Regions from separate parts of the Homo sapiens genome. Here region 2 is linked to region 1. A link is a loop called in an ENCODE intact Hi-C map of the cell type or tissue named here. Cell type or tissue: heart left ventricle. All regions are shown on one strand. Region 1 has its middle 74 kb from the start of LINC00963. Region 2 holds the start of LINC02913 (long intergenic non-protein coding RNA 2913).

What was found. Hi-C counts contacts between places; a loop is a spot of excess contacts. Peaks named below come from ENCODE experiments on the same cell type or tissue, not always from the same donor. Only the 100,000 strongest peaks of a DNase experiment are listed, where the experiment ranks them.
Region 2: it touches region 1 in a loop (2.4-fold over the local background); 24 of 110 quality-filtered maps call a loop at or near these places.

What each region holds. Positions count from the first base shown.
Region 1 is chr9:129,412,287-129,416,286 of GRCh38, reverse strand. No RefSeq gene overlaps it. Among named protein-coding and RNA genes, the nearest start is that of LINC00963, 74 kb to the left of the region's middle. RefSeq lists an enhancer at 583-1,402 and silencers at 1,984-2,123, 2,264-2,473, 2,584-2,753, 2,774-2,853. In heart left ventricle, no CTCF peak of the experiment used is centred here; DNase peaks (open chromatin) are centred at 1,406, 1,756, 2,496, 3,056 and 1 weaker place; H3K4me3 peaks cover 2,230 bases; H3K27ac peaks cover 3,603 bases.
Region 2 is chr9:129,318,955-129,322,954 of GRCh38, reverse strand. LINC02913 (long intergenic non-protein coding RNA 2913) reads right to left here and starts at 1,939. Exons shown (of 2, transcript NR_149714.1): 1 at 1,909-1,939; 2 at 352-1,163. RefSeq lists enhancers at 421-988, 989-1,557, 1,880-1,929, 2,410-2,469 and a silencer at 2,130-2,249. In heart left ventricle, CTCF peaks have their summits at 421 and 2,061; DNase peaks (open chromatin) are centred at 1,799 and 2,146; H3K4me3 peaks cover 1,780 bases; H3K27ac peaks cover 4,000 bases.

The DNA of each region.
Region 1 (4,000 bases):
GGGTTGACTGTGGGGACCATGTGGGGCCCACCTGGCTTTCTTCAAGCCACCATCTACCCCTGAGGATGTCTCCCACTGAGGGGGCTGGATCTGCACCAGACTCAGAAGATTCCAGAATGGCTGGATCCAAGGGTTCAAATACAAAGGGAGGGCTGTGGCCGGAGCCACCGAAAAGTACAGGGGGTGAGCAGGAAGGGCAGGGGAACAACAGAGACAGGAGCAGCAGCTGGACACTCGCTCTCAGGGGTGTGTGACAGCGACTGCACCATCTTCCAGCTGTGTCCCCAGCAAGTGACTTCACCTCTCTGAGGCTCTGCCCCTTCATCTGTGAAAGTGGGATCATCGTGGTCTTTACCTCACTTGGTTGTTTTGAGGGCAGAATTAGATAAGGAAATGTACAGACCTCGGTGGAGTACCTGGCACTGAGTAAGTTCACAATCAATGGTGGTTGTGATTATTATCCCCATTTGCCAGATGGGAAGACTGAGGCTCAAAGCAGCTCAGGGACTTGCCTCGGATTACACAATGGGTTGGTGGCAGAACCCCTGGCCTCGGCTTCTCCTGACCCCAGTCCAGTGCTCCTTTCCTGGAGGCTGGACCAAAGATGAACCTGCCTTGGGACACAGCCAGCCCCAGAGTGTCAGAGACCCAAGGTGGCCATCCTGGGTCACACCAGCTCCAATGACAGCTTCTATGTTCTAGCACCTACTGTGCACCAGATGCCATGCCACGAGCTTGTGTGCACCACCTCCAGGAGCCATCACCACCTGTGACACGGGCACTGCGCTATCCCTGTTGTCCAGATACACAAGCTGTGGCTTCGGCAGAGCCGGGATCCACCGCCAGGACTGTCTGGTCCTGGAATCCCGGTTCTCAGCACAGGCTACTGCTGGGCCAAGGTGGGGCTTCTCTAGACTGTAGCGACAGCTCCCAGGCGCCTTCTCCCTATGTGTTCATCTTCTCCTTCAAGGAGAGACGGCAATATGGCACCCAGACCTCCACCGTGGATCCTAAGTCTTCTGGACACCAGACAAGTTTCCCCTGCAGGGCGGGGTTCCTTTCTCACATCTGGAAAAGGGGGGTGGGGGAAGGAGGGAAGAAGAAACATCAGCCCTAGCCCCTCCCTCCCTTCAGCCAGCACAGGGCCGCAGTGGGGGCTCAGGCTGCTAGGCGATGGTGGCAGGAAGGAGGTTTGAAGCATGCGGTCCCCCTTCCCCGCACACCCTGTCTACATTCCCATCTGGTCAGCCTGCTCGCTGAAAGTTGAAGTCCGCCTTGTACAAAAAACAAAAGCCTCCCCTTTCCAATGCAGAAAGCCCCAGAGACCGGGGCCACTCCGCTTGCCTTCTCTCTTGGCCAGTGTGGCCAGGACAGGGGCCGGGGAAGTGACAGCTGCCCTGCTCAGGGGAGAGAGATCCCAGTCCTGGCTCGGGTCCTCTCTGGGGCCATACCCCAGGAGCAGCTCGCGGAGCCTGTCCCCGCTGACTCCCACCGGCTCCCGCCTCGCCCGGCAGCCCAGGCCCCGCGACCCCTCCCCCTAGGACCTCCCAGCCTGGCCATCCGAGATGACCTTTGCCCCTTCCCCACAGAAGCCCAGACCTCTGACCCTTATTAAAAACAAACCAAACAAAATCTGGAGAGAAAAAAAATTCTCCACAAACACCTGAGAGATGATCGCGTGTCCCCGGCGCACGTACACACACACACGAGCACACACACCCCAGCCTCAGACACGCGAGGCCGCCTCCACATAAACACGCTGCTGGAGGGCGGGTTTTGTTTATGAAACGTCCAGGTTTCTCTCAACTTTGGGACGGGTGTGGACTGTTTCAGAGTTTTCTGCGGGATGAGGGAGCCTGCGGGCGGCAAGGATGTATTTTCTGCTTTGTGCTCTTTGCTGGTTCAATCCGGGGAGGGGGATACGTGAACAAAAGGACCAGGAAACCCAGGAAGGGGGCCCCGGGGCAGCACCCCCACCCCCAGGGGAGGTCGGGCTCCGGGAGGGCAGCCCCGGGGCCTGGGAAGCCCGGACTGGGCCTGAGCTCCGGAGGGCAGGGCTGCTAGCCCGTGTCCCCTCCGCGTCCCCGCGCTGGGCCCAGGGTCTGTCGCTTCGAAAACGTCTGGGACCGCTGGGCCGGGGTTCCTGCCCCCTCCTCTCCTGGCCTACAGCGCCTGGAAACCAAGGAATCCGCCCGGAACAATGGCAGGGCGGCTTTCCAAAGGCAAACAAGGAACGATTTGGCTTTTCCTTCCCCCGGCCCCCGAACCACCACCTAAGCGGGCGGCAGGGGCAGGTCTGGGGGTCCAGGTGGCCCCGGCGCGGCGACGGGACACACCCGCGACGCCCTCGTGGGCCAGGCCCCGCTGCGCATGCGCGGGTTGGGGCGCAGGCGGCCGCGGCCGCCCGCGCAGCCTCGCTCTGGCCCGGTCTCCGTGGCAACGGGCTGGGGGGAGGGGCCGGGCGGCGCGGGCCGCGGTGGCTGCTATTTCTGCCGCTTCCTGTTCCTCGTGGCCACGTCGCCATGGCAACGGTGTTACTCACCGCGGCCGCTTCCCGGCTCGGCTGGCGCGCGTGACCCCGGCCGCTCGCGCCCCCTCGTCTCTCACTTGCTGTGTTTTCCCCTCTTCCCCCGGGCGTCCTCCTCCTGCACCCCGGGTCCCCCAAGCAGCGCGCCCCGGTGCCCCCCACCCTTCCCCCTCCTCCCCGGTGCCCACGGCCCGGGACGAGGGGGAGGGAGATTGATGGGGGACGCTTATTAAAAAACATTGTAACCGTTTCCGTTTTTATTACGTTGACAAGGGAGCGTTATTTACTGTTATTGTTTGCCGAGCGGGCCGCGCCGGAGCTCGGGCGGCCCCCCGGGAGCTCACCTTCAGGCCGCGGCGGGCGGGGGCCGGGGCGGGGGGCAGGGCGAGAGCAGGGGGCGTCGGGCGGCCGCGCACCCCGGGGCCCTGCTCCTCGCCCCTTCCCCCGCCACCCCGTCCGGGCCCCGCGGCGGGGCGCGTTGGCGCGGGGAGGGACTGCAGAGGCCCGGTGACTCGCGTTGAAGGAGAAAGGCAACAAAAAATAAAAAAGGAACAGATGACTTCATTCTCGGGAAGGCTCCGTCCTACACGGACCAATTTCCTGGGGACTGTGGTGGAACAGCCCTGCTGCCGTTGGAAGCACTTAAAACTAAACCAGATAAAGACCAGAACATTCTGGGCCCTGCTGAACCAAGCCAGGGCAGGCTGCCGGGGCATGCAATTTCTGGCCACATGGGGAGGTGGGTGGCCTCCCTCCACCCTCAAAGGGCGCCTGGCTTCCAGTGTCCCAAGATTGCGGGTCCTGTGGGGAGGTGTCCACCGGGATCAGATGGGCCTGAAGGACGCCCCCAAGCCCCTGCTGGGATGTTAATGTCATCCTGCTAATTAAAGTTTGTGATTCTGTTCCTAACTCAGCTCCCCACTCTTGGACATTATCAGCTCAAATGCATACAGTTGCTGCTCTGGACAGGGAAGCCAGAGGAAAAAGCCTCTGCAGTGCACACCATACCATGGGTTCAGAAAAACAAATGTTGGCCGGGCACGGCCCGCCTGTAATCCCAGCACTTCGGGAGGCCGAGGCAGGAGGATCACTTGAGGCCAGGAGTTTGAAACCAGCCTAGTCAACATGGCAAAACCCAGTCTCTACTAAAAATACAAAAATTAGGCGTGGTGGTGCACGCCTGTAATCCCCGCTACTAGGGAGGCTGAGGCATGAGAATCACTTGAACCTGGGAGGTAGAGGTTGCAGTGAGCCAAGATCATGCCACTGCACTCCATCCTGGGCAACAGAGCAAGACTCCATCTCAAAAAATAAAAATAAAAAAGTGTTTACACTTACAAGCAACTCCTAGTGAACAACCCAGGTTTTGGAAACAACTTTCAGAGACCCCTTTAGCCTGTTTCATGTTTTCTTTTTCTTTTTCTCTTCCAAGGACATGCGGTTAGCCTTTGGTCACGGAGACCTTTGCCCTTT
Region 2 (4,000 bases), 93 kb after region 1:
TTCAAGCCTCTCTGCCGGGAGGTCTCATGGTAGTTGCCTCTGGAATATCTCCCTTCCCGCTCCCTCCTTTTTATCCTTATCAGAGAGGTGGGAGCGCTGGGCCTGGCCCCAGGAGACAGGGGACTGGGCTGGATCCAGCCTCTGTCCTCCCTAGCTGTGGGCTCCTGGGTGCATTGCTTAACTACTCTGTGCCTCAGTTTCCTCATCTTCAAATTATAGCTAACAATCGCACCACCTGCAAGGGGCTCTTGTGGGAATTCTAGGAAATAATCCCCATGAAGTGCATGAGAGAGGCAGGCACACAGCTAGACTGTTGACGTGTGAGCTACTAATATGATTTCTCTCTGCTTCCCTCACCCACCTTTCCTTTGCACCCCACCCCAGTTAGGAGCTCTGGGCAGTGCCTCCTATAGGTCAGTATGTGTTTTCTAGGTCCCACCGCTCAGCGGCAGCTCCACCCACTGTCCCAGACAGCACAGGGAAAAGGCCAGGGATGGACAGGCAGAACTGGGAACTTTCTTAGGAGGGGACAACAGGGCCTGGGACCATGTTTACCCCTGCCCCCTCTAAGGTTGCATCCTCTCTTACATGGGACACACAAAGGGCAGTGTCCCCCGGGCATCAGTGCTCTGAGGGCAGAGCCAAGCGAATGTCCCCTTAGGGCCTGCCGATGTGCTGGGGAAACGTGGTTCCCCACCCATGAGGCTGCTGCTTGCTCCAAGCCTGGGTGCCATGGCCAAGATGGCTCTACCTGGCTGCCAGGGTCACAGAGCAGAGGATTCAGATGTCTCACTTCCTGAGGGTCTCCAGGCCAGGCCCTGGCAACACAGCTGTGAACAGCCATGTGGTTCCTGCCCTCATGGAGCTCACAGCCCTGTGTGCAAAGCAGGCAATCAGGGCCTAAGCATGGGGTGCGAAACCCAGAGTGGGCAGAAGAGGACGGGCTGGGCACCAGAGAGGACTTCCCAGAGGAAGAGGCACTGAAGGGAAGGGCTCGGATGGGAAGAAAAGGGGTTCCAGGCAGAGGCCACAGCCTGGGCAAGGGCCTGGGAGAGAAAAGTGGTGGGTTCCAGGAGCTGCAGGCTTCCTCGCCCACCTCCCCCGACAGGTGAGGTTTATCGCTCAAGGCCACATACGCCATCTCACGTGGTCCCCGCTGCCACCTGGAGAGGTCAGAGGGCAGGAACTCTTACTCCCAATTCACACTGGGACAATTCCCAGCTGGACTAGAACCCCGATCTCCTGACTCCTGGCTCAGGTGAGAGTCAACATGCAAGGCTGGGCCCACAGCAGCCCTGGCATTTGACCAGCAGCCAGGTAGGCCCAATTTTCATCACCTGCCTTTAACAGATGAAGAAATTGAGGCTTAGGGAGAGCACAACACCCCTCAACTGCCGCAGTTTTTGTCTGTCTGGGGGCCCTAGGACAAGCCTGAGGTGCGGAAAAGCCCTCCCTGGGTGGGGCAAGAAACAGAGCTGGGAACGGGTGACTTGGGGTGAAGGAAGGAGGGGAGCGGGGATGGGTTTTGGAAATCCACACTGGGCAGGGAAAGGCGAAGGAATGTGGGTGAGACGGGGTGCGCCAGTCCCGGAGGGGCCCAGGGCCTCAGGCAGCCCCCTCCCTCCTTGCCTCCCAGGTGAGACCCTAACTTCGCGGAAGACGACACCCCTCAGCTGGGCGGGGAGGAGGGCCACCGCCTCCTGGCCACCCAATCAGAGACATTCCCAGTCTGATGGCGGAGGCCGCCAGGGCCAAGGGCTCCCAGGGCCTTCCCCGGGGAACCCCCGAGACCTGCCCCGGACTCGGAGGCCCACCGCGCATCGCCCGCCCCCAGCCTCATTAGCACCGACACCCGTCGTCCTCCCCTCGGTTTCCGATGGCTCCAGAATTTAAAGGTTAAATCCTAACCTCGTCTCAGCAGTTTCTCCCGGCTTTGCCTACCCAGCGCCAGTTGCTGGTAATTATATGCATCTCCGAGCAGCCAATCAGCTGTCAGACTGACAGATACTGATCTTTTCGTTTTATTTTTAGCTCTGTGCTTCCCCCTCTAGTTGCAAAAAAAAATTCTGTTTGTTCTGTGTGCTGCTGCCTCGCTCCCAGCCCTGCAGCCGGCTCTCATCTCCGCCAGCCAGGCGGGAGCAGGCAGCCGCCGGGGCTGGAGCCTGCGGTCCCCGCCCGAAAGCGGGGAACAGAACGTGCCCGCCGCCCCCGAGCTGCGGACCGCCCTGCCCAGAGCAACCCCCGGGGCTGCCATGGGGAAGGGAGGAGGCCGGGGCGCTGTGGGCACCTTGGATGCAAACACCCGAGGAGCTGTGCTCAGTCTTGGGGGCCACGCACGGGTGGAAGCAAGCCCGTACCTGCGGGCTGGGGGCTTGGAGAGAAAGACACACACAGAGACAGCGAGAGACAGAGAGACGTACACAGGCAGAGACAAGCTAGACTGAGGGCGGAGGGGAAAAAAGACAAGCACTTTCCCCCCTGGAAGCACTCGTCCCCCATCCCCCAGAACCGAACAGAAGGGGTCAGGAATGGCCTCAGCCCCGCCCTGGAGTGGGGCTCAGAGGGGAGTTTCCAGCCCCGGGCCCCCCAGAGCTCGGGCCGGGAACCTGGGCCTCCCCTCCCAGGTCTGCTGCCTCATCTGCCACGGAAGGGCGAGTGAAGTGCTCTTCGGGGTCATTTGTGAGTTGTTCTGCAAGGTTCTGTGGGCCTTCCTGGAGACTGGCAGGTGTAGGGGCCTGGCCGGAGGGAGGCCGCTATTCATACAGCTTCTCTGGAGGGAGAGACAGCAACTGAGGGCCAGGGAAGCTCTTAGGTCCCAGTGAGTCTCCCAGACAGTGGAGGGGTCTGATCCAGGGGGGCCGGCCCTGAAGAGTGATGGGAATGATTGTGAAGTTTCCTTCCATCCTCGCGGCTCTCTACAATTTGCAAAGTGTTCACTTTGCCCTAGTGGCCTCTCCTTCTGCCCCACAGTTAGCTCCAGAATGGAGTGAAATAGGGGTCTGGGAGGCCTGGGGAGGCTCACCTGTTTTCTGATGGGCCCTGGGGCCGGCGTCGGGGGAGTGTGGCCTAATGGTTCCGTCTTTGAGGTACAACTCACCTGGTTCAAGCCCCAGGGCTGCTGTTTACCAGCTCTGCGACCCTGAGTGAATGGCTCGAGCTCTCTTGGCCCCAGTGTCCCCATTGGGAAGGTGGGCCCCCACCCCACCCTGCACCCCCACAGGGTGGCTCAGGGCCAGAAGTCACTCCGTCTGGGTGCTCCTCCCGGCCCCGGCCTCCACGGGCCCGGCACACTTGTGAGCAGGTATTATTAGCTTCTCCGTTTTGCGGATGGGGAAACTGAGGTTCATGTGACTCGTAATTGGCAGAACTGGGACTAGAAACACCCCCCCACTTTTGGCTTCCTTTTCTCTGACACCACAGATGGCGCGCTGAGAAAAAAGAGAAGAGCGGGAGAAGGGAATTAGGAGCCCGAGAGAGATGGAGGGAGGCAGAAGCGCCGTGATCAATTACTTGGGCTATAAATTTCTGCTGTTTTGCAAAGTGAGCACACAGCCTCCGAGAGGCAGAGCTCCCTGGGCAGGCTCTGGAGAAACCAAACAGAGCCAAGCCCTGCAGCAGGCGCTTTTGATGGTGGGAACCGGGGAGGGAGAGGGGTCGAGCTCAAGGGTGGGTGGGACAAGCTGGGGGTGCAGCAGAGGGGGCCAGGGGAGGGCCAGAGGAGAGGAAGGAAACCCAAGTGTCAGTGAGCTTGGGAGCTGTGGGAGCCCCCTGGGGAGGGATCGGCTTCGTGCCTCCCCGGCATTCTCTCCCGCTGCTGGGGGTAGGAGAACCAGGCCTGGGCACAAGATCGTGGCCCCCTGCCACTGCATTCGAAGCTGGTACAGGGCCAGGGCGGGGGCGACGGGGGGCAGGAGGCCCTTTGAACCTCACCTTCCTTATCTGTCAAATGGGGATACTGATGACATCCATCCCCAGGGATTGGTATCTAGGGTATAAGTGG